Linked DNA regions of Mus musculus: region 1 is linked to region 2. A link is a loop called in an ENCODE intact Hi-C map of the cell type or tissue named here. Cell type or tissue: heart. All regions are shown on one strand. Each heading gives the region's core, and the rest is flanking DNA. Links, peaks and the distances in the headings are about the cores only.

Region 1 (11,064 bases), core at 1,548-9,547, 130 kb before region 2:
CTTTGCAGACGTCGCCCCCACCCCGCGCGCCCCCCACGTGGCCTCAGTCCCTTCCTCTCTCCCGACTTTCCAGGTGAACCACCAAAATCCGGAGAACGAAGCGGCTACAGCAGCCCCGGCTCTCCCGGAACGCCTGGCAGTCGCTCGCGCACCCCATCCCTACCAACACCGCCCACCCGGGAGCCCAAGAAGGTGGCAGTGGTCCGCACTCCCCCTAAGTCACCATCAGCTAGTAAGAGCCGCCTGCAGACTGCCCCTGTGCCCATGCCAGACCTAAAGAATGTCAGGTCGAAGATTGGCTCTACTGAGAACCTGAAGCACCAGCCAGGAGGTGGCAAGGTAAGGGTGTGGCTGGTCTTCTGGGAAGCCAGACTCCCACCTAGCCAGACTTGCTCCCCCCCACCCTGCCCCCACACCCCTCCAACCCCGGAAGCACACGGGCCACCAAGGCACTGGCTCCTCCCTTCCCCTCTTTAGCCTTGCTAATTGGGCAGGTGACAGCCACTTGTCTACAGGGACCCACCTATGGTGACCTATGGATTTTGCTAAGTACCGCCCTTGTTGGGCTTGGCTTTCACCCTTGGTTCTGGGGAAATTCATGGTTTTAATATGAGCAGCTGGTTCTACGGCAGTCATGAAATTTGTAGACCTCTTGTCCCCAGGCTCGTCGAGGCTCCTCCTTCCTCGCTTTCTCCTGAGAGTTGCTCAGGCTACATATACTCAGGGTTCTGGAATCTGCAACAGAGAAGAGATTATGTGGGTGTCAGCAGGCTTAACTCCCCACCCCTGAGTTTCTCCCGAGTCCTCCTCTGTGCACCCCTGGATGTCCCAGTCTCATCTTAGAAGGCACAAGCCCGTGGGATTGGGGTCACCCTACTGACTTCATTTCAACACAACCATAAAGGCCTTATCTCTAGACAGTCCTGTTGTGAAGTTGAAGTATCAACATGTAAATGAGAATACACACAGAATGCCACTTCCCCACCCAGTGCTGGACTGAGGGGAGGCATATGTGGGGCGTGGGGCTGTGAACCATTCCTCAGTCTACCATCTTTGTCTTTGGGCTGGGTGCTTCTCGGACAACACACCTCTGCAGGCAAACGGAGCTCCTCAGAGTGTGGGCCAATGTTTACCCTCCATCTGAGCAGTGGACACTCTTCCTACTGTCGAATTAGGTTGGGGCTTGTCACTAGAGGGAAATTGACTAGAGCTCTGGTGGGCACCTTCCCTGAACACTGTGCTTTGTTGGGGGAGCCCTAGGCCTTCCTATTGGCTCTGCACAGTGGGGTTTGTGCAGCGTCTAGGTTAAAGTGTATAGCTCACAGGGACTTGGTAGCCATCAGCACACAGTACCTGCAAGTCAGAGACCCTGAGGCAGACACAGCCACCTCCTCTCTTTCCACCATCTCAGATGCCACCCTAGACTCTCAGCCACTGTCAGGCTCCTGTCCCTTCTGTCCCTTCCTTCTTAGAGCATCACCCGTTCCCATTCATTCTGGTCCTGGACAGTGGCTCCCCAAGCACTGTATCCAGAGACCTCCATGACTCTGCCGACCCCAATTTGGGCTTCTCAATGTCACCTCTGCTGCCCACTCCTTGGGAACCTCTGGTTCTTGCCTTGCTTTTTCTGACCTGCAGGGGGCGCCATCTGCCTAGAACGCCCTTCCCTCAGCTCTCCCCTGGGAACTTCCCCCTAGGACTCCTTGATTTGCATCCCATGATGCCCCAAGGGTGCTGAGCCTTCATGGAACTGGGCTTCTGGATCTTATCAAGGACTCACCAGAACTGCAAGACCCTACAGCGTGGGCGGCTGCCCTGTCAGCCCCTGCCCATGGCGGGGTGGCTTACCAGGCTGGGCAGTTCTTTCAAATTAGTACCAGGAACTGGCCCGAACAGGGAGTGCAACATTCTGCAATGTTCCATAGAAAAAAAGGGCTTGGCTAGCCTCATCTCAGGAGCTGTGCTGGGCTATGACGACTTGCCATTGTCTACAGAGGAGACAAAGTGACTTGCCTTGGGACTTCAGGGGTGACAGCATGGGATGTGACAGGACCATGGAACAGAGGGCAGGAGAGTTGTCTTAACAAGCCCTCAGCCCTTCAAGCAAAGAGCAGCGTTGCCGCCTCCAGAAGCTATGATAAGCCTTTTATTCCAGGCTGATGGACCAGACCTGTAACACCCATTGATGGGAGCTTCTGAGAGCTGAGCTGACATCTTGGATCCCTGAAATGTCTGTTTAATGAGACCCTACCTCAAAAGAATGATTGGCCATGAAAGGCAAAATTCTGAGAGTCTGAAGAATAGGGCCAGAGATGTGGCTCCAGGAATAGTGTGTGCCTAGCATGCTTGGAGCCTTGGGTTCAGTCCCCAGCACCAGATAAACACTTCCTGGTCTTCCTGGTAGAGCACACCTGTAGTCCCAGAACTGCAGAGGTGGAAGAAGTTCAAGGTCGATCTCCACCACAGGCAAATTTCAAGGATAGCCAGGTCATCACCATTGTCATCATCATCCTGAGATTTTTTTTTTTTAAGATTTATTTATTTATTATATGTAAGTACACTGTAGCTGTCTTCAGACACTCCAGAAGAGGGCGTCAGATCTTGTTACAGATGGTTGTGAGCCACCATGTGGTTGCTGGGATTTGAACTTCAGACCTTCGGAAGAGCAGTCGGGTGCTCTTACCCACTGAGCCATCTCACCAGCCCTCATCCTGAGATTTTTAAAAAGGGCTTGGGTCTGGTGAGATGGCTCAGTGAGCTAAAGGTGCTTGCTGCCAAGTCTGGCGACGGAGTTCAATTCCCAGGGCCCACGTTGTTGTCGCGAGCCGTCCTCTGACCTCCAGGCGCTCACCTCCCCACAATAAGTGAATAAAGCAGGGCTGGAGAGATGACTGAGAAGTCAAGGGCCCTTGCTCTTAGCAAGAGTTCTGTCCCCAGCACCCACTGCAAGCTGCTCACACCTGCTTGTTCAGCTCCATGTCACCTTACCCTTTCTCCTGACCTTCTCAGGCATCCATACACAACCACACAGAGAGAGAGAAAGAGAGAGAGAGAGAGAGAGCGCCTGAGACGGCTCAACAGTTAAAGGCACTGGCCACCAAACCTGAACACCTGAGTTTGGTCCTCAGAACCTACAAGGTGGAGGGCGAGAACTGACTCCAACAGGGTTTCTCCTCTGATGACCTTCACACCGTGTCACAAGCATACACCCACATCCGCACAAATGAATTAATGTAATTTAATTTTTTTAAAAAAGGTACTGAAGACTACAGACCCCTCTGGAGTGGTGTTTACCTTGAAGAAATGGACTGCAGGGGACTCTGCAGACATTGAGTGTCCTGAGGTTCATTTAGATTTTCCATCAAGCTAAGCAAGAGTGACACATGTTATCCTAGCAACCTCAGGTTGGACCAAGGAGTCTGTTTAGCCTGGACTCCACATGAAGGAAGATCTTGATTAGGAGATATGCGAGAGGCATCTACTCTTCTGCCTTAGACTTTCCCCTCGGCTTCCATGGTTGCTTCGGTGAACGTGTTTCACCCTAAGATTTCACAGTGAGGCTGTGTTAAAGGGAAATGCAGCCGGTCAGACAGCCTTACCAGAGAATACAGGAAGGAGTGTGGAACCAGGAGACAACAGCTACTTGGAAGTTCTTTTAAATGTCTAATGCTCTCTACCCCAGCCTCACTGTGACCCCCAGGGACAGAGCCTACCCCAGCCTCACCGTGACCCCCAGGGACAGAGCCTACTCCAGCCTCACCGTGACCCCCAGGGACAGAGCCTACCCCAGCCTCACCGTGACCCCAGGAATGGACCGGAGTGTTTCCATGGTACAGTCCAGGCTGAGGCTCATGCTCAGTGCTTTCTTATCATGCTGGCTTTTGGTCCTCCCCAAACCGTGGGGTCCTGAGCACCTGGGTCTTCCTTTGGTCTCTGCCATGACCCCATATACAGGTTCCGCAGGTACCTTCTCAGCTCAGACACAGCTGGGCCGGCCCTAGGCCTTCCATGTCCATCCAGAGTCGGCCCCTCCCTGTGCAGCATCTGAGAGGAGAGAGTGGGGAGTTCACAGTGAGACCAGGGTTTAAACCGTGTTTTTTAAAAATTACTCACTGGAGCAGGGCATGATAGAGCATGCCTGTAATCCCAGGAGGACTTGCTGTGAGTTCAAGAGTAGCAAGTTCTATGGGTAGCAAATTCCAGGCCAGGCAGGGAGGCTTGTATCAAGATATTCTCTTAAAAAAAAAAAAAGAAAAACAAAAACAAAAATTTTAAAAATAGGAAAGGAAAAGAAGACTCTACTGTCCAGTGATCTGTTGTGCGATCTCACGTTCTGCCTCTGGAGCAATGGGTCTCAATTCTCAACCTTCCTAACGCTGCACCCTTTAGTACACTTCCTCATGCTGTAGTGACCCCTACCACATATCATAAAATTGCTTGCAATGCTACTACAAAACTGTAACTTTGCTACTGTTAAGAATCATAATGTAAAGCCGGGAGTGGTGGCGCACGCCTTTAATCCCAGTACTCGGGAGGCAGACCCTGTCTCGAAAAACCAAAAAAAAAAAAAAAAAAAAAAAAAATCGTAATGTAAATATCCATTTGACAAAAATCTTAGGTGACCCCTATGGAAAAAAAAGAAAAAGGTCATTTGACCCCTCCCCCCAAAAGGGTTTCAAGTCACAGGTTGAGAACCTCTGTTCTAGAGACTAGAGGCCCTGGAACCTTAGATCCTTGTGTGTCAGGGCTTCTCATGGAGAAGTGTGTTCTTGGAATGGAGGAAACCAGGCGTACTAGTCATCTAGGACTGTAGCATGTAGGAAGCTGAAGGCAGAATTGTTAGTTCAAGACCAGCCTAGGCCACCCTCAAATTAAAAAAACATTAAATTATAGAAATTCACCTGTAACCGAAAGAAAGCATTAAATAACAGGAGATGATAGTAAAGTAAGAGATGGAAAGACAAGCCAGGGGTGTGGCTCGGGGGCCCGAGACCCATCCTGACACTGTCACCAAAGCTGTAGCCCGGGATACTTGAGATTCTGTTTAGATAGATAGATGGATGGATAGATAGATAGATAGATAGATAGATAGATAGATAGATAGATAGATAGATAGATAGATAAAGGTGGCTTCCACCAGTAATCCCAGCACTCAGGAGGTAGAGGTAGGAGAGTCAGGCATTGAAGGTGGTGCAGACCTTTAATGCCAGAACTCAGGAGGCAGAGGCAGGCAGATTTCTGAGTTCAAGTCCAGGCTGGTCTACAAAGCAAATTCCAGAGCAGCCAGGGCTAAGTAGTGAGACCCTGTCTCATAAAAGAATAAAAATAAAAAAGAAAGAAATGTTGCCGGGTGTGGTGGCACACGCCTTTGATCCCATCACTCAGGAGGCAGAGGCAGGCGGATTTCTGAGTTCGAGGCCAGCCTGGTCTACAGAGTGAGTTCCAGAACAGCCAGGGCTATACAGAGAAACCCTGTCTCAAAAAACCAAAAAAAAAAAAAAAAGAAAGAAAGAAAGAAAGAAAGGAATTTCACTTCTTTCCTAACCAGTTTTCAGCTACTGTCCCCCTGGTTGACTAAGCAGATGAAGAGCTCCTCTGAAGTTTTCCAGGTCCACGCAGGACATAACCTGTGAGTCCCCCAGTCAAAGCTTGTAGAACCTGGAAGAGCCCTTGGGAGTGCCGGGGTTGTAGTACCACAGGTGACCACAAGATGGCAGAGGAGCGCTGTAGACAGCAGCCTGTGTTCTTGGCCCACTCACAGTTGTTGCTTTCTTCTCTGCAAGTGTATTGCGATTTTCTGAGTCGTCTTTTCCGCTAACTGGTGGTCTTTTTTCTCTCATCTCTGCCCATTTCTTTTTGTTTCTGTCTGCCTGTCCTTCTGCTTCACCACTGATTATACAGAGATTGAAATAGTTTTTAAAATATGTTAACATTTGTATGTGGGCGGGGGGGGGGAGTTGCATGTATTTTAAATGCAACATATTCACTGACACAGGAAAAAAAAGCCTTTTGTTTGTTTGTATTGTTTTGGTTTTTTGTTTTTGTTTTGTTTTTTTGTTTTTTTTTTTCAAGACAGGGTTTCTCTGTATAGCCCTGGCTGTCCTGAAACTCACTTTGTAGACCAGGCTGGCCTCAAACTCAGAAATCCACCTGCCTCTGCCTCCAAGTCCTGGGATTAAAGGCGTGCGCCACCACCACGCCCGGCTTGTTTTGTTTTTTAAAAGACAGGAGTTCATTTATTCCAAACTGGTCTCAAACTCACGTGGTTGACAATGGCCTTGAAGTTTCTGATATTCCTGCGTCCTCTCACCAAGCACTAAAACTACAGGTTTGCATCACCACACCCAGTTTTATACACTGTGAGGGCTTAAATCCAGGACCTTTTGCGTCCTGGGAAAGTCCTCTACTATCTGAGCTCCGTCCCCAGCTACTGCCACTGTTGAAAGGGTAGCTGTAATGGCACCTGACCTCCGGCACCTTATTGCCTTTTGCAGGTCGGCTAGACTGGATACAGGCAGGCTTTCTTGGACTCTAAGGAAAGGCTTTCTGGAACCCCAGCTGGCCACGTCAGGTTCATGTTCCAAATGAGGTGATGCCCGGCCTAGCCCAGTTAGTACCAGCAGTCTGGGAGCTCCTTGGGCTAGAGGCTTGGTGCCAGCAAGGGATTCCCTGAGAGTTCTGAGCCCAAACAGAGGTAGAACAAAGTCCACCTAGTGTTTGACATGGCTCTGGGAAGTGTAAACTAAAGTGGGTCCAGCCAGCTTCTCAGGACCACTCCCTGCCCACAAACACTTCCTCCTGAATCGAAGGCCCTCAGCTGAAAACATCCTCCATTCGCTCCAGGATGTTTCCAGTGTCCGGTCAGAGCCAAAGCCCAGCGCCGTGGACCGGGCCAGCTGCTTTTGCTGGGAACGGCATTGCAGGCTCCAGTTTCACAACGCCAGCCACCACCCTCTCCCCCTCTGAACCTCAGTGTTCCCGAGCGCTTTGGCTTAACATGACCACTAGCAGTAATTCAAGTCTGCTTTGTAAATATCTATCTAGTGCCAAACACCACAAAAGCTTGTTTCCTTTCCTGTGGGGTTAGAATAAGAAACACACACACACAGGGCGGGGTCTCTATGTATGTTTCAGACCGTGTGCGATTGCTTAATGTCCTCTGATTAATTTGTGTCTAGCAGTCATCTTCCTCCAAAAACCATTTTCTTTGTCAAATCATGAGTTATGTAATCAGTCACATTTCCTTTTTCCTCATTGGCTTCCGGGAAGCTCGGTGCTGAATATAATAGTGCCCTCTTCCTCTTATTTTATTGTTATTATTGTTGTTGTTATTATTGTTGTTATTATTTTGGGTTTTCAAGACAGGATTTCTGTAAATTCAAGGCTAGCCTGGTCTACTACTGAATTTCAGCATAGCTAGGGCTACATAGAGAGACCCCGCCTCAAAATAGCATTAAAAAAAAAAGTTAAAATTAACAGAGGATAGTCTAAAGTAACTAAGTATTGTATGTGCACGCCACTGTGTTCAGAAGGCAGAAGTGGGGTTTTATGACAAGTTCTTTACCCTCCCTGAGCCATCCCACCAGCTCAGCTCAAGACAATCTGGTTTGAAGCCTTTAGCCTTGCCACTCCCCAGCCTTGGACGCTCTTTGTGATAAGGTGCCTTGCACTGGTGTGTCTGTTTGGATTGTTGTTGATCTTTCTTCTCATCACTTGACCCAGGGGACTCCTTGTTTACAGTTGTCACTCCACCCAACCTAGTGACCTCCCAGCTCTGTCCTCCTGTTCCCAGCCATGTTCTCTTCCAGATTCCTTTTGTGACTTCCAGGGTGCCATCCCAGGCAGCTTCTGAGCCCCCTGAGGAGTCAGGGCTCAGACCTGGCTCTCCCCCCACAGCCCAACAGGTCAGGGGGCGATGCTCCGGTGTGGTTGTCTCTCACTCTTTTTTTTGGCTATCAAAGGTGCAGATAATTAATAAGAAGCTGGATCTTAGCAACGTCCAGTCCAAGTGTGGCTCGAAGGATAATATCAAACACGTCCCGGGTGGAGGCAGTGTGAGTACTGTCGCAGTCTCCATGAGGTGTGCTGCAGCCTTTGCTGTAACAAGTGTCATGAGTGTGTCCTTGTGAGACATTGCATAGAATAAATCATCTAGGGCTCAGGACCTCCTGTGTCCCCACAGTGTCTGCTGTCCCCAGACTCCCCTCCCTGTTCCATGGATGGCCCAGCAAAGTAGGGAGAGCAACCCGTTCCAGCTGGCCCTTCTCTGAGTAGCTGGGTCCCCATGGTACCATGTATGTGTTCCTAGAAGCCCCGTAGATATTGGAAATGGGGTTGAAGACAGTGCATCCATGATGTGGGCTGACACCTCTTCCCTCATCTCTGGGGCAGTCTCTGTTGGTTGGGGAGTGGGGAGTCCATATGATCCCACTAGACACTAGGACTTCCTGTTTCATGTCAAGGTCCAAAAGGCCCCTAGCCACTTCTCCATTTTTCATCTGGGTCTCCTTCATCTTTGAAGAGAGGAAAAGATTCCCAGTTCAATTTAGCACTCCCCTCCCCCCAGGACAGGGACTCTGGTTGCACAGAGCCTAACACCGAGGTGACAGGTGTCAGTTGCCTGCATTGTTTGCCAGAGAAGGGGTTTTAAATGTCTCCTCCTTTAAACACCACTGGGGACCCCCCCCCCCCCCCCCCCGCACATCCTCAGCGAGTCCCTGCAAAGAGATGTTCTTAGGTTCCCTCAATGGGCTTAGGGATTCCCTTTGTTCTCTTGGCTGGCCGGTGCCCAACAGGGCAGGATTTGTAAAGTGGCCCCAGGCTTCTCCCTGCCAGCTCCCCCTCCCCTGTTCTGGGTCAGTCCCAGAACGGACCTGGGCTCTCTGATTGAGCTGCAGGCTCCACCTCTCGAGCGTGCGTGCTGGAATGCAGGGGTGGGCTCTCTTTCCTGAAAGTGCCGAGCCCACAGGGTTTATTCTTGCAATGTGCTCCTGCCTCCGGCCCCGACACCTGCCCTGCCTTCTGCCTCTTGGACCGATGGCCCCAGAGCAGCAAGTGCTGGCCCTGTGGCTACTGCCTTCTCACGCTTACTCACCGTGTCTGCCTTTTCCTCTGTCCTCCACTCCCCGCTGGCCGATCCTGCCACCTCCCTTACTTGTTTTGCTTCCTAAGGAAAGGCGGGGCTGTTGGCTACACTGCGGTTACTGCCCTGCCTGCCGGTTGCCTTCTCAACGTATAGAAAGATATGGGTTGCGGGAAAGGGTGATCTTTAAGATCGCCGTCCTTGTCCCTGGGCTCTGTAATGTTGTTTATGATACGTTAGCTTCCCAGCCCAGGCTGCTGTGGTTAGGGAGGGAAGCCAGAAGTGTCTGGTTTTGCTCACGTCTGGTCTGTTGCTGGGTCTGAGCGCTCCAGCTCCCAAGGGCTGCAGAGGGCAGATGCTCCTGTAGGGGAAGTTGGGAAAAGGCAGCTCTCAGGGCAGCTCGGATCACATGCTGGTTGTCTGATGAGGCTGCAGTGCCTAGGGTATCAGGGAACTTTATAACTAAGGTGTACTGCAGTTTGCCAGCCTTTGAGCTAACCTGTGACCTTATATAGAATCACAAGATAGCCTGGCCTGTGGCCTGTGGCCACTGTTGACTACAGAATGGACCTGTGGAGAAAGCTTTCTTAGGGAGGGGGACTGGTGGCATTTGGGTTGTAGGATTCCAGGCTTCCCATCTAACTTGCTCCTGGCTCTCTCTAGGGTGGTGGGAACTGCAGCAGGGAAGCTGCTTCTCCATCTCCACCTCCTGGCTGGGCTGTGGCCTCCTCTCTCGGGCTGCTCTGTGGGATCTAGTACCCTAGTCAGCTGCTCCCCCATTCCTTTCTTCTCTGGCTATCCCAAGCTTCCAACATCTCCTGTCCCCCAACATACCCCCTGGTACTGACTCTCTAATGACTCTACCTGGGCTCTCCCATCATCACCTGCCCCAGAACTCCTACTGGCCTCTGGGTCTGTTTGCAGGAGGTCCTTGGGTTTATCTGCTCCTTACCCACCCTCCTCTGCAGGGGCAGGCTGACACCCTTATGACTTATGAGGCCATGGCCCTCCTCTTCCATCAGGTCTGTTAGCAGAACACACACACACACACACACACACCCCATAACACAAAACACCATCAGCCGTGAAAACGAGGGATTTATCCATTGAGACCTCCGTAGAAACCACTTTGCTTTATTGATTCTTGAACATGTGGCACCCCTCTCCCAGGACAGATGAGCCTCCTCACCCCTGGAATGACCATGGTCTGTATGGGAGACCCATGGGACTCTGCAAGTGGCAGCTAGTGACCAGCTAAGCTGTAAAACCACAGATCAGAGAGACAGGCTTCCAGGAGCCCCATCTGCCTGGGTGGTCTCCTTCAGAGTGTCCTGTCAGGAAAGCAACTGTCATTTTCCAGAGCACACATTACTGCTGGGCCACATGAAGGGCCCTTGGGCTGGCGGGTCCCCCCCACCCCCCTTCCCCAGTGTGTCCTGTCTGCTCACTCATGCTTGCTGAGACACTTACTGCAGCTGTGGTTTCTGCCGTGCGCCTGCCTTCTGTTGGTGTTGCTTCGCTCTTCTCAGTAGAGGCTGAAGTGTTCAGGAGACTATGTGTCCAGACACCAACTGGCTCTCCTTCTGGGTCATAGAGCTGGTCTGGGTCCTGTTTGCCGACTGGTAATCCAGGACCATGGGAGCTTCCTGGGTGAAGCAGACTCACCCTCACCAGCTTCTCCTGAGTCTTTTTCTGAGGAGAAGATGCAGGGCTGTGAAGGCTTCTTCCTCCACTGGGTGTCATTGGCCTTTCATCAATAAAACGATGTATGCTTTTATATTTAAGTGTCTGCTACAGAGATGGTCACGTACAAGGACCAGGCACCTGCTTTTCCATGAGAGTGTCTTGTGTTTCTGGGATGTTTAGGTCCCTAAGCTTCCTGGTGAGGACCCAGCTCCCTGGGGGGTGGGGGGTGGCTGGATTTGGGGAGCCTATTTTCCATCCTGAGTGGGGGTGTATGCAGCAGCTGATGGGAGCCACTG
Region 2 (11,064 bases), core at 1,600-9,599:
AAGAACTGTTCTTCATGATTCACAGTTAAATTCCAGAAATCCTACCAAAACCTTTTTCCCTTAAATTGAATGATTAAAAATATTTTCCAATGCCAGAGAAATGGTAAAAATTTATACTAGTAGCCTTCTTTTGTTCTATTGACAAGCCCAAGACCAGATAGTGTGGAATAAATTACCAACTACAAAAAGTACAAGTATACACATGCACACATATTTAAGGTCTATATATAGTCCCTATTCTCCACATATAAACAGCAGAGTCAAACTCTCAAGACTTAAAATGTATCTTTGTGAGTTTGGGTGCATGTGCGTGTGTCTAGAGATCCTACCCAGGACCTGACAAGTGCTAAGCAAGCATTCTACTAATCTAGACTCTCCCCTTCCTCCCCCCTCCCCCACTTCTAAAAAATCTCTGCACTAGTAAATGCTAAAAACTCAGAAACCAATCAGTCCCAATCCCTCAGACCCTCTAGTACTAACAAGTAGTCCATAAAAGCCAAACAAAAGTAATGAGAGAATGTGGGTATCCGTTAACAAAATTGTTACTCAACCATGTTATTCCTCAACATTTCCCCTCCAACTGAATTTAACCAGGTCTGACCTTAAACTGCTGTTTTGTTGGGTTTTTTTTTTTTTTTTTTTAGAAGAAACTAAAAGGTGAGGAACCTCATCAAGTTCATGGCCCTTTTTCCAAACAAGAACAAAATCTACTATATTTAAATTTTTAACTAAAATGTCTGTTCAAATTTCTGGTTCAAGTAACAATGTACAGTAACAAAATATTACACTGAATTTAGCTCAACTTTGCATTCTGACTCCATCATTTAGAGAAGAAATTTAAATACAAGACCCTAGAAAACAAATTCAGAGCCAGTAATTGTATAAATAATTCTGTGGTAGAAATCATTCAAATCCTAAATTTCTATGAAGTTAGTTTGAAATCTTAAAAAGATTTGTAGAAAAAAATTTTATGTAGGGAATGTTGGCATACACGATATAACCCCACCACCCAGAAGGCTGACGCAAGGTTCTTAAGTTACTGGTAGTGAGTTGCAGGCCTGCCTAATAGACGATGTTTTGAAGAACTAAGGGTTGGTATTACAGCTTAGCACCACTAACAAGATGCAACTTTTATTAAACAATTAGCATTTGCCAAAACAGAGTTAGCCAACAGAGGATTAAAGTTTAAAGAGGGAAGAGACAGCTCAGCCATTAAGACCACTTACAGTTCCCAGCACCCATATCAGGCAGCTCACACCACCCATAATTCCTGCTGCAGGAGACCTGATGCCTCTGGCCTCCTTGGGCATCTACACTCTCTTACACACTCACATGTAGACACACATACAAATAACTAATAAATACATATTTTTGAAAATCTGAAGAAAAAAAACACTTAAAATGTCCCCTTCAATCATGAAAAAACAAACTCACTTGGTTCATAAAAATTTATACTAGTCATTAAAATCTTCATATACAATCATTAAATTTTTCAAGCAGACTATTCATTCAAGTTTTTTTTTTTTTTTTAAAAAAGACAGGTCTCACTTTGTAGCTCTGGCTGTCCTGGAACTTACTACATAGACCATGTAGGCCTCAAACTCAGAGATCCACTGCCCATACTGGGATTAAAGGTATGTGCCATTCCAATTGGCTTCCAAGTTTGTTTTTCATTCACCTGCGAGCTATGCTCTCTAATTTGGGGAACTTGGTTTCCACTTTACATTTTGGCTTCACCTTTACCCTACCAAAAATTAGAAAAAGCTTAACCAAAGTAAACAAATAAATTAAATAAAATAATCTACTGTACTTTTGACTCCAAGCTTTTTGGTAAGCCACTACTATTATCTAGCTAAGGCTTTCCAATAGCCTACACACAAAGGGCCAGACCTGTGACTAAACATAAACATAACGCCAGAGCACTTTCTCCACTATTTAGTTGTAAACGACCTGTCTTTGTCCTCTTTTCTTCATTTTAAATAAGCTCCTTCCTTCATGAGTTAGGCTGTTCTGGTCTCAGGAAGGATATTTTACATTAGTGTCCTTTTCTTGCTCTCTTTACAGAGTACAGTGCAGATGTCTCAAATAAAATGCCCCAACACCTGGCCTGCTATCCTAGTGCAAACAAGATTTGGACCATTTCCCTTTATCTTAAAAAAACAAAACAAAACCTTTTTTTTTCCAGTTTTTAAAAAGAATCTACAGGAAGAATTATTTTTCAACTTGAACAGACATAGTTATAGTTTCAAACCTAATAAACTCTATAGTAGTTTACAGACACTAAAGTTGTGCAAAAACATTACTACCAGAGTGTAGAAATTCAGACAAAATTAGGACTCTTCTTGGTACTTCCATTTCTCAAAATGCAAGCTCAAAAACTGAGGTGAACAACAAAAGACAATAGAAATTAGGAAAGTACTGTAAGTAGAGGGCATCAACATTTCAAGTCTGCCAGAAGAGATAGGAAGTACTATCTTTTGAGTGTTATATATAGATTGAGAAGAGAATTGTGGGTCATAGAAATAACCAGAGATAACTGCTAGTTATACTTAATCTACACTATTTCTTTCCATCTAGATCAAGAAATAGACAGGTCTTAGAACTAGAGGCAATACAATACAATACACACACACTCTCTCTCTGTATATATACAATACACAAAAAAATTTCCAGAAAGACACTTTCATTTCTGTCTTAATTGCCTCACCAAAACAAGGTGGTGGGAAAGATGAGGCCTAGGAACCTTCCACCCCCACCCAAAGAAAATGAATAGGAAAACACACCATTTAAACCCAAAGCTTTCTCTGTACAATATAATGTTTTAAAGAGCATTTTGAAAAATTATTTTTCTAAACTAAGGGAACAATTTCACTCACAGCTACAACAACTCAATACTAAAATGCCTTTGAAAATAGGCATCACCACCTACAAAAGCCTTGTTTACAGATCACATAAAATAGCTCATATCAAACACAGCAAACCCCAAATTTGTTCACTGTAAAAGTAATTAAAATCTGTGGCCAAACTAGATTTGGTCAAAATCCAGGGGCTATACTATACAGAAACACTGATTACAGTGTAGCATTACTAGAGAAAAAAAGACATTGGTGGTATCTGAAGGAGAAAAAAAAATACAATATTCTTTCTTCTCACCTTAAAGTTCAAATAAATTAAACTGTTTTCTAGCTTCCAGAATTTTCCTTAACAGGACAGTAAATTATCTAAAAATCAAAGAGTGCTCTGCAGATTTAATATTACATGAACATGAAAGTCAAGACACTACTGGTCTGAATTGGGTTTTCATGAAAGATGCAGCAACCCAATACTTGCAGATTCCTATAGGTAGGAAAACCAAACCTCCAATTTATCTCAAAATCTGCATAGAACTGATGACTTTTGTGTACAGAAACAAATCATCACATACACTTAATTAAATAACTACCTTCATCAGAATAAAGATTTTAAGAATCTATGTGATTGTTAATGGTTCCAAGTAGATCACACTTCAAAAATAATGTCAAACCACCTCAAGTTCTGAGGTCACTAACAAATCAAATCAAATATTCTAAAGGTCAAAAGAACTGTACACTTGGTTGGCTAAACCTAGTGGAAATCTAATTCAGGATTCCATGACTAAGGGTCGTTACCAAATAGTTACAATACATTGTTTAAATTTCCAAAGGATGAGCATTTTTACCTCGCAATATTTTTAGAGCAACACATCACACTGCACCTATCACATGACATGATGTAACTGTTAGCAAAGAAAATGGCCCAAGCCATTGATAACATACATCAGGAGAAAACAGATCAATCATACTCAAGAATTACATTTTATATTTACTTTTTGAAGCTAGTAACTTACCTAGAAAAAGAAAAAAATGTACTTTAGCATTTTATAGTTAATATTTACAAGAAGTTATAACAACCAAGTAAGAAGATTGGAAAACTAGAATTAAAAACTTCTCTATCAAAAATGCAACAAAGAAACACATCAAAAGTATCCACTGTCAGAAGAAAAAAAAAAAAAAGTCTCAACTGACAACAGCTGCAGTTAATTGAAAATTTCTAAATTGGTAGGAGAATAAGACAAGAAACCAAGTACAGCCCATAGAAGAGAGGAAAGGGAAACACGCCCACTTTATGCTTTTGTAAATACTGGTACTTCAAATGACCTTAAAAACAAAAACAAAAAAGGGAGGTGGGGTGGGAAATATAAACTGCAGACCAGTCTAAGAAACAGAAATCATTTTAATATAACGATTTTCCTACTTGATTGAAAGTACTTTTGAGAAGAAGTTCTGTAACTATATCATGATTATGCAAGGCAAGGATTATGTAATTTTATCGTTTATTTTAAAATGTTCTCCGAATGTATTAAAAAAAAAAAACCCTAGAGCATTGTGATCTCTCTAATGGGCAGAGGGACACTTACTTGGCTACAGCTTAAAATATTAACATACACCCCCCCAAACAAACAAACAAAACCCCACAATGATTGCTAGCCACGTGACGAAGGATATGGCAACACCAGGATTGTGAATGGAGGGGAGGAAAGCTAGGTTGGAGGACTAGCGAGATTTCTCTTAACTTTGGGGACTGCAGGATTCGGGTTTCTCAATCTTTAAGGTACCAAATTCTAACCCCTAAGAGTTGTACAGCTAACACCCTCAAGTGCGGTTTTATTAATAGGTCACGGAAAATGCTCCAGTGACCTCCAGGATAAAGGAGGAAAAAACAGGCGGAGGAAAGAGCAATTTAAAGTGGCGCCATCATGTCACCCCTTTTCCCCTAAGGCAATCAATAAGCAATAGTTAAGTAACGAGTTTCTCTAAAAATCCACATTGGGATTCCAACATTGGAAAACAAAAGGATTTCTAGGTAAAACATGGGAGTAAGATTGTTTACAATACGGAAAACAATTATAAACTATTTGCTGAGAATCAAAGGCCGTCAGTCCGAAAACAGGCCCCCCCAAAAGCAGTAAGATTCCAACTCACTTAAAAGCAAATAAATGCCTCTTCCTCTTTAGTTGAAAAAAAGGGCTGCCTGAGACTAGATCCGAAAACGCAAATGACCTCAATATTTAAGCAACAAAAAATGTTAACAATCAGAGTTGTGATACAAACCGTGAGACAGACATGCAAGATGTGTTTGAGCAAAGAAAGACCTTTTGCAGTCAAGAGAAGTTCAAGGCGAGAGCAAGAGTTTGTTTTTGGTCTTTTTGTTTTTGCTTTTTTTTTTTTTTTTTTTCGGAAATAAACCAGGTTCTCCAGGCCGCCTTTTTAAATAGAACGCCAAAGGAAAGCCCAGCGAACGAGGCGGCAGCTGGTGGGGAAGGGCCCCCGCACACCCCCGCCCTTGGGGCGACTCCCAGCCCGGACCCGCAGCGGGGAAGCCCGGAGAGGCCATTTAAAGTTCCGGGGATTTTTCTTCCCCTGCCCAGCCTTTCTAGTTACAACTAACAAAGAGAGGGAGAAATGGGAACCACAGGGAGAGCGAGGAGAAGGAGAAAGGGCAGCGGGAGGAGGAGGAAAGGAGCAGCAGCAGCACCTACCACGTGATGGAGGAGCGTAGCCCGGGCGGATTCGGCCCCACAAAATGGGCGCAGTTTGCAAACAGCCCCCCGGCCTGGGCGCCGAGGACCAGCGGGCGGGGGCGCGCGGCTGCTGCTCCGGCCCGGCCCGCCGCTCTCCTCCCCCCCGGCGCCCGGAGCCGCCCTGACTTTCCGGGCGGGGGGGCGAGGCGGAGGGGGAGGGGAAGGCGGCGGCGGCGGGGAGCGGCTGCTTTTTCTTCTCTTTCGGGCCCTTTCTCCGGCCTTCCTCCGTTCCGACCCGGCCTGGGCACGGCGGGGACCGCAGCCCCGGGCGGGCGGGGGCAGAGGGTAAAGCTGCCCCCCCCGCCCCGCACAAACAAGCGCCGCCGTCTGCAGCCCGCGCCCGCACCCCGGCCGCCACCCCGGGAGCTTCTTCCCGGCCGGGGAGCGCACTTCGGCCGCCCCCCAAGCCGCCGCGGCGAGACGAGTCGGCTTCGCTACGGCGCTTGGTTCTCCCGCCGGCTCAGCGAGCGGTGGCGGTGGCGGCGGCGGCACTGGGAAAATGGCGGCCGAGCTCCTTTTCCCTCCCCCCCTTTAATCTGAAGCGGAGGGAGAATGGAGCGAGCAAGCGAGCGGGCGAGTGCCGGGGACACGGGGAGGAGGGACAGCAGCGCCTCCGCCGGCTGCGGCTGCGGCGGGCCGCTCCGCCCCGGCGCGCCGCCAGGGGGCGCCCGCCTCGCCGCCCCCGCGGGCTGCCAGGAGGCGCGGCCGCCGCCGCCTCAGTCATGGCTCCTAGCCGCGGCCGCTGCTTCTGCGCCTCTGTTTGCGGAAACCGGTGCCTGGTGCCTGATACGTGCGGCAGCGACACGCGGCACTGCGGCAAGCGACGCGGGGCCCTCGCTTCGATCGAGGTGAGGCTAACCTGAGGCGCTGATGCCGTCACATTCCCTCGGCTCTGTGGCTGGCGGTGCTGCGCGCCGGTTTGAGGGGAGGGCGGACTGACACAGCAGAGCTAGAGGACGTGAGCGAAGAACTGTGTGTGCAGTGAATGAAGAAGCTGCTGCGGCCACACTACCCCAGGGCCAACCGTGCTCTGAGACGGGCAGGAAGCTCCCTGACCAGTGACGCGGTCCCTGCCACCCGCCCTTTGTCCTACACCCTGCTCTGTACACTGCAGCACACGGCTGGCTGCTAGCCCTAGCGCCACGCTCTGCAGCCGCCAAACCAAAAAATAAGCGGACGCCATTGCGCAGGCGCGAGCTAGGACCGACTCGGGGCTAGCCCGGGCAGGGGCAGCTGGGAGCTAGAGGGGAAATGATGGCCCACCAGCGCCGGGCCCGCTGGGAACTGTAGTTTTCGTTAAGCCCGCGTGTTGTTTTAGGCTTCTTGATTTGTCAGATCCGCCAAAATAGGCAAAAACGCATTCATTACACAGTAATTTTTTTGTTTCCTGCTACTACCAAATTAAAGTTCACAGACCCGCTAAAAGTTTAACAATGAACAACAAAAGCAAACCTGTCATGTTCTTACCAGCGTTGACTTAAAAGTAGTGGCACCTAATTACTCTTGACTCTAGTTTGTCAGCACGATATCGGTTCCTTCCTCCCAAATAAGGTTTAATATCAGAGAACATTTTCTGGACTTAGAAAACTTAATATAACGCAAAGTGACACATTACACAGTACAAATCCACCACCCTTTAAAGCTAACCATGTCCAAAGATTATTAGGACTCACCAAAATCAAATAGCATAAAACTTGTTCCAACAACTAAATCACCAAGCTCAGCAGATGAGAAGAGTAGAGTCTACCAAAAGGAAGATGTAAAATGCTCAATACTTTGTGTGGTTTACCAAACCAGTATCCGGTGTTATGTGTCACTTCAGCTCCTCAAAAAAAAAAAACTATTGTTATAGACCAGTTTTCATTAGCCCACAAAGTCTCTAACTCAACAAGTTTCTGCAGTATCTGCATCTATATTTCTCTTGAATTTCCATCTGCATTTTTAAAATTACACTCTCAAACATGATCTTGGTTTTCAAATATCAAAGGCAGGAGACAACATAGAGTCAATACACAGGGATAAACTGATAGATGTATACATATTTACATATGCATCCAAAAAAGATCAATAGTTTGGGCTTTTTAACTTATAATACAGGTAAGATTGTGTGTTTGCATGTGTGTGTATGTATGTGTGTGTGTGTGCGCGAGAGAGAGAGCATATATATTCACATAAACAGTAATGCCACAGAGGATGTTTATACATAATTACAGGACCAACAGATGGTGACCTAGAGCCCTAATCTGAAGATAACAAAATCTAAATTAGCTGAATGAAAATAAGGCAAAGCTTTCTACAATATTCTTAAATTTAATTTCTTAAATATTAGTGAAAGAAACTCTTTATAACAATGTTATTAACTATCCAAACTCTTAAAATCTTGACTATCTACACAGTCATGGTGCTGCATGCCATTTATAATTTCAGCACTAGGAAAAGAGATGCAGGAGAACTCTGTGAGTTCAAGGCCAGCCTGTTCTACATACTGAGTTCTGTGACAGCTGGGTATAGACACTCAGGCAGATTTCTGAGTTCGAGGCCAGCCTGGTCTACAGAGTGAGTTCCAGGACAGCCAGAGCTACACAGAGAAACCCTGTCTCAAAAAACAAAAACAAAACAAACAAACAAACAAAAAAACCACAACAGAAACTTCACTACCTAACTCAAGCATATTGACACATGCATTCAATTCCAGCATTTCAGTGGGGGTGGGGAAAGCATGAAAATCCAGAGTTCCTGAATCTCAGTATAACCAGTCCAATAATAAAAAAATAAAAATACAAAAACACAAAACAACAACAAAACTAAGTACCAAGTTTATGAACAACTGCATTCAAAGTGAGCAACTACTGACAAAAATCTATACATAAGACAGAGTTTCTCATGTACCCCTAGCTGTCCTCTCCCTGTAGACTAGGCTGGCCTTGAACTGTGAGATCCGCCTGCCTCTGCCTCCGATTAAAGGTGTGTGCCACCACGCCCACAGAGGAGGTTTTGAAAAAGAAATGTATTTCTTTAAAGACTTCCGGTCTTAAAAAAAAAAAAAAAAAAAAAGACTTCGGTCTAAGTCAGACATGAAGAAACCCTGTCTCGAAAACCAAAAAAAAAAAAACCTAAGAACCTCCTCTAGAGACAGGCTTGGTGACAACTTCTCAAATTCTATCAATCCCAAGGTGGATCCGGAGAGATCAGGCATTCAAGGTCATCCTTAGCTATACATCAACACATAGACTTTCTAGACCAGCTACAGTCATATAAAATCCAAATGCTTGCTGGTACACAAAGTAAAGAGGGAAGACAAGACATGGAGCCCAGAATTGGGGGAATGCTAAAACACAGAAAAAAACAAAATTCCCCCAGAGAAACAATGCATGATAAGGCTGATTAAAACATGCACACAAAGCTGAGCTTGATGGTTCAGGATGTTGATCACACCCAGCACTTGGCAGGCAGAGGGGCCAGATTTCTGAGTTTGAAGCCAGCCTGGTCTACAGAGCTTCCAGGATAGCTAGGACTTTACAGAGAATCCTGCCTCAAAAAACACACAAGCAAACACAAACAAGGTAGCACATATCTATGATCACAGCATTTGGGTTGCAAAAGCAGGAGGATTACCGACAAATTACCAGGCTACCCTGGTCTACATAGTGAGTTCCAAACCATCAAGTACCACACAGTGAGATCTTGCTTCAAACAAACAAACAAAATCCACATTTATAACCTATTAGAACAGTCATAATTGATGTGCTCAATATCCATTCTATCCTGGGCAAATATTTTTACTTGGGACTAGTTAGGACTGAGCATGAGGTAAGAGTGGAAGCTACCTAGGAAGACTCTGAAAGAACCAAGAAGAAACCATTCATCTTAATATGAGATGGGAAAAAAAAAATAAGCACCGCCCCCACTGCCACTAAATAGTTTAAACTATTAAAATATTTTATTTCTTTAGGAGGCTATCAGCATCAAAGCAGACAGAATGGATAGCTGCCAAGAGTCTTCGTTCTGATGACAGTTACATCATAACAATTCTGACATCTGCATGACTTCTGCAATTCCAGCTATAAACAAAACAACAAAACATTTGATTATTTAAAACAGGTGAAGTTAGGTTTCTCACACCTTAAGATAGTAACAAAGATTAATTTCTCTTATTTTAGAGTATGTACTCCATGAAAAGCTGTTTCCAAAAAAGGTATAGCTTTCCTTTTATAAACTCCACCTTAAAAAAAACAAATTAAGGTAATTTTCCTCCTCATACTCCAGCTCTAGAATTACATAAATATATTCTCTCACCATAGAAATGATTTAATATTAAGAAAAAATTAATTCTAAAGCAACTTATGAATTAGCTATAGCAAAAACAAAACAATAACATTGCAAACACTAACTCTAAACATACTTCTAAAACAAAAAATAAACTGGGGATAATTCAAAAAATAGCATCAAAATTTAACCCAAGCCACCACAGTGGCACACTATCATCTCAGCTATCCAGGAGTCTAATGTAGAAATCCTGAATTTGAGGCCATCCTGAGCCAGAAAGGGTGACTCTATCATTGGCAGACTGATTACCTTACACGTACAGGATCCCTGCCAAGTCTGTCACTACATACACCAGACACAACAGGCCCAAACCTGTAAACCCAACACTTGAGTGGAGGTAGGAGTTATCATCTACACAGAGATTTGAAGGCCAGCATGGGATACATGAAACTGTGTCGTAATCAATCAATAAATAATTTTCATAAGTCAGTTGACAATTCTAAAACAATAACAAAACATAAAACCTGCCCCAGCCTACCTGGCTGTCCTGAAACTCACTCTGTAGACCACGGTGGCCTCAAATTCAGAGATCCACCTGCCTCTGCCTCCAGAGTGAGTGCTGGGATTAAAGGTACCACTGCCCAGTACTTTACATTATTTTTTGAGACAGATTTCTCACTGAACCTTAAGTTCACCCATTTTGGATAGGCTGCCGAGCCACCAAACTCCTAGGTCTGCCTGTTTTTGACCCCAGACACACAGTACATTTTTATGTAGGTGCTGGATGTTCCAACTTAGGTCCTTGTGCTTATACAATAGTGTATCTACCCACTGAGCTACTCTTCCTTAAGCCTTTCATTTTAGGGTTCTATGTATACACAAGAGTACAGTGATAGAATAAGAAATGTCTCAAGCTACTGAACAAAAAGGCTAGGCATGGTAATATGCACCTTTAATCCCAGCACATGGGTGGCAACTTTAATCCCAGCACATGGGAGGCAGAGACCAGCAGATCTCTTGAGATCAAGGTTATCTTGGTCTACACAGAAAGTTTTAGGACACCCAAGGCTACACAGAGAAACGAAAGGGGGTGGGGGGGGAGAGTGATCGATCTAGGATAAGAGACACTATGGGGGGGGGGGGACTTGGTTCAGAGTGTTAATTTAAATAAACTTTGTAATACAATCAGAAATACTTCT

What was found. Hi-C counts contacts between places; a loop is a spot of excess contacts. Peaks named below come from ENCODE experiments on the same cell type or tissue, not always from the same donor. Only the 100,000 strongest peaks of a DNase experiment are listed, where the experiment ranks them.
Region 1: a loop joins it to region 2, with 2.2 times the contacts of the local background. A loop is called at or near these places in 15 of 42 quality-filtered maps.

Annotation. Positions count from the first base shown.
Region 1 is chr11:104,310,196-104,321,259 of GRCm38, forward strand. It overlaps Mapt (microtubule-associated protein tau), which reads left to right. Exons shown (of 12, transcript NM_001038609.2): 8 at 74-339; 9 at 7,962-8,054. Among named protein-coding and RNA genes, the nearest start is that of Mapt, 84 kb to the left of the region's middle. In heart, for the core only: CTCF peaks have their summits at 1,634 (motif pointing right), 5,700 (motif pointing right) and 9,439; DNase peaks (open chromatin) are centred at 5,696, 6,886 and 8,976; H3K4me3 peaks cover 1,013 bases; H3K27ac peaks cover 1,018 bases; H3K27me3 peaks cover 322 bases.
Region 2 is chr11:104,436,168-104,447,231 of GRCm38, forward strand. It overlaps Kansl1 (KAT8 regulatory NSL complex subunit 1), which reads right to left and starts at 6,153. Exons shown (of 15, transcript NM_001372459.1): 1 at 5,558-6,153. In heart, for the core only: CTCF peaks have their summits at 6,196 and 6,400; DNase peaks (open chromatin) are centred at 5,554, 6,224 and 6,754; H3K4me3 peaks cover 4,726 bases; H3K27ac peaks cover 3,159 bases.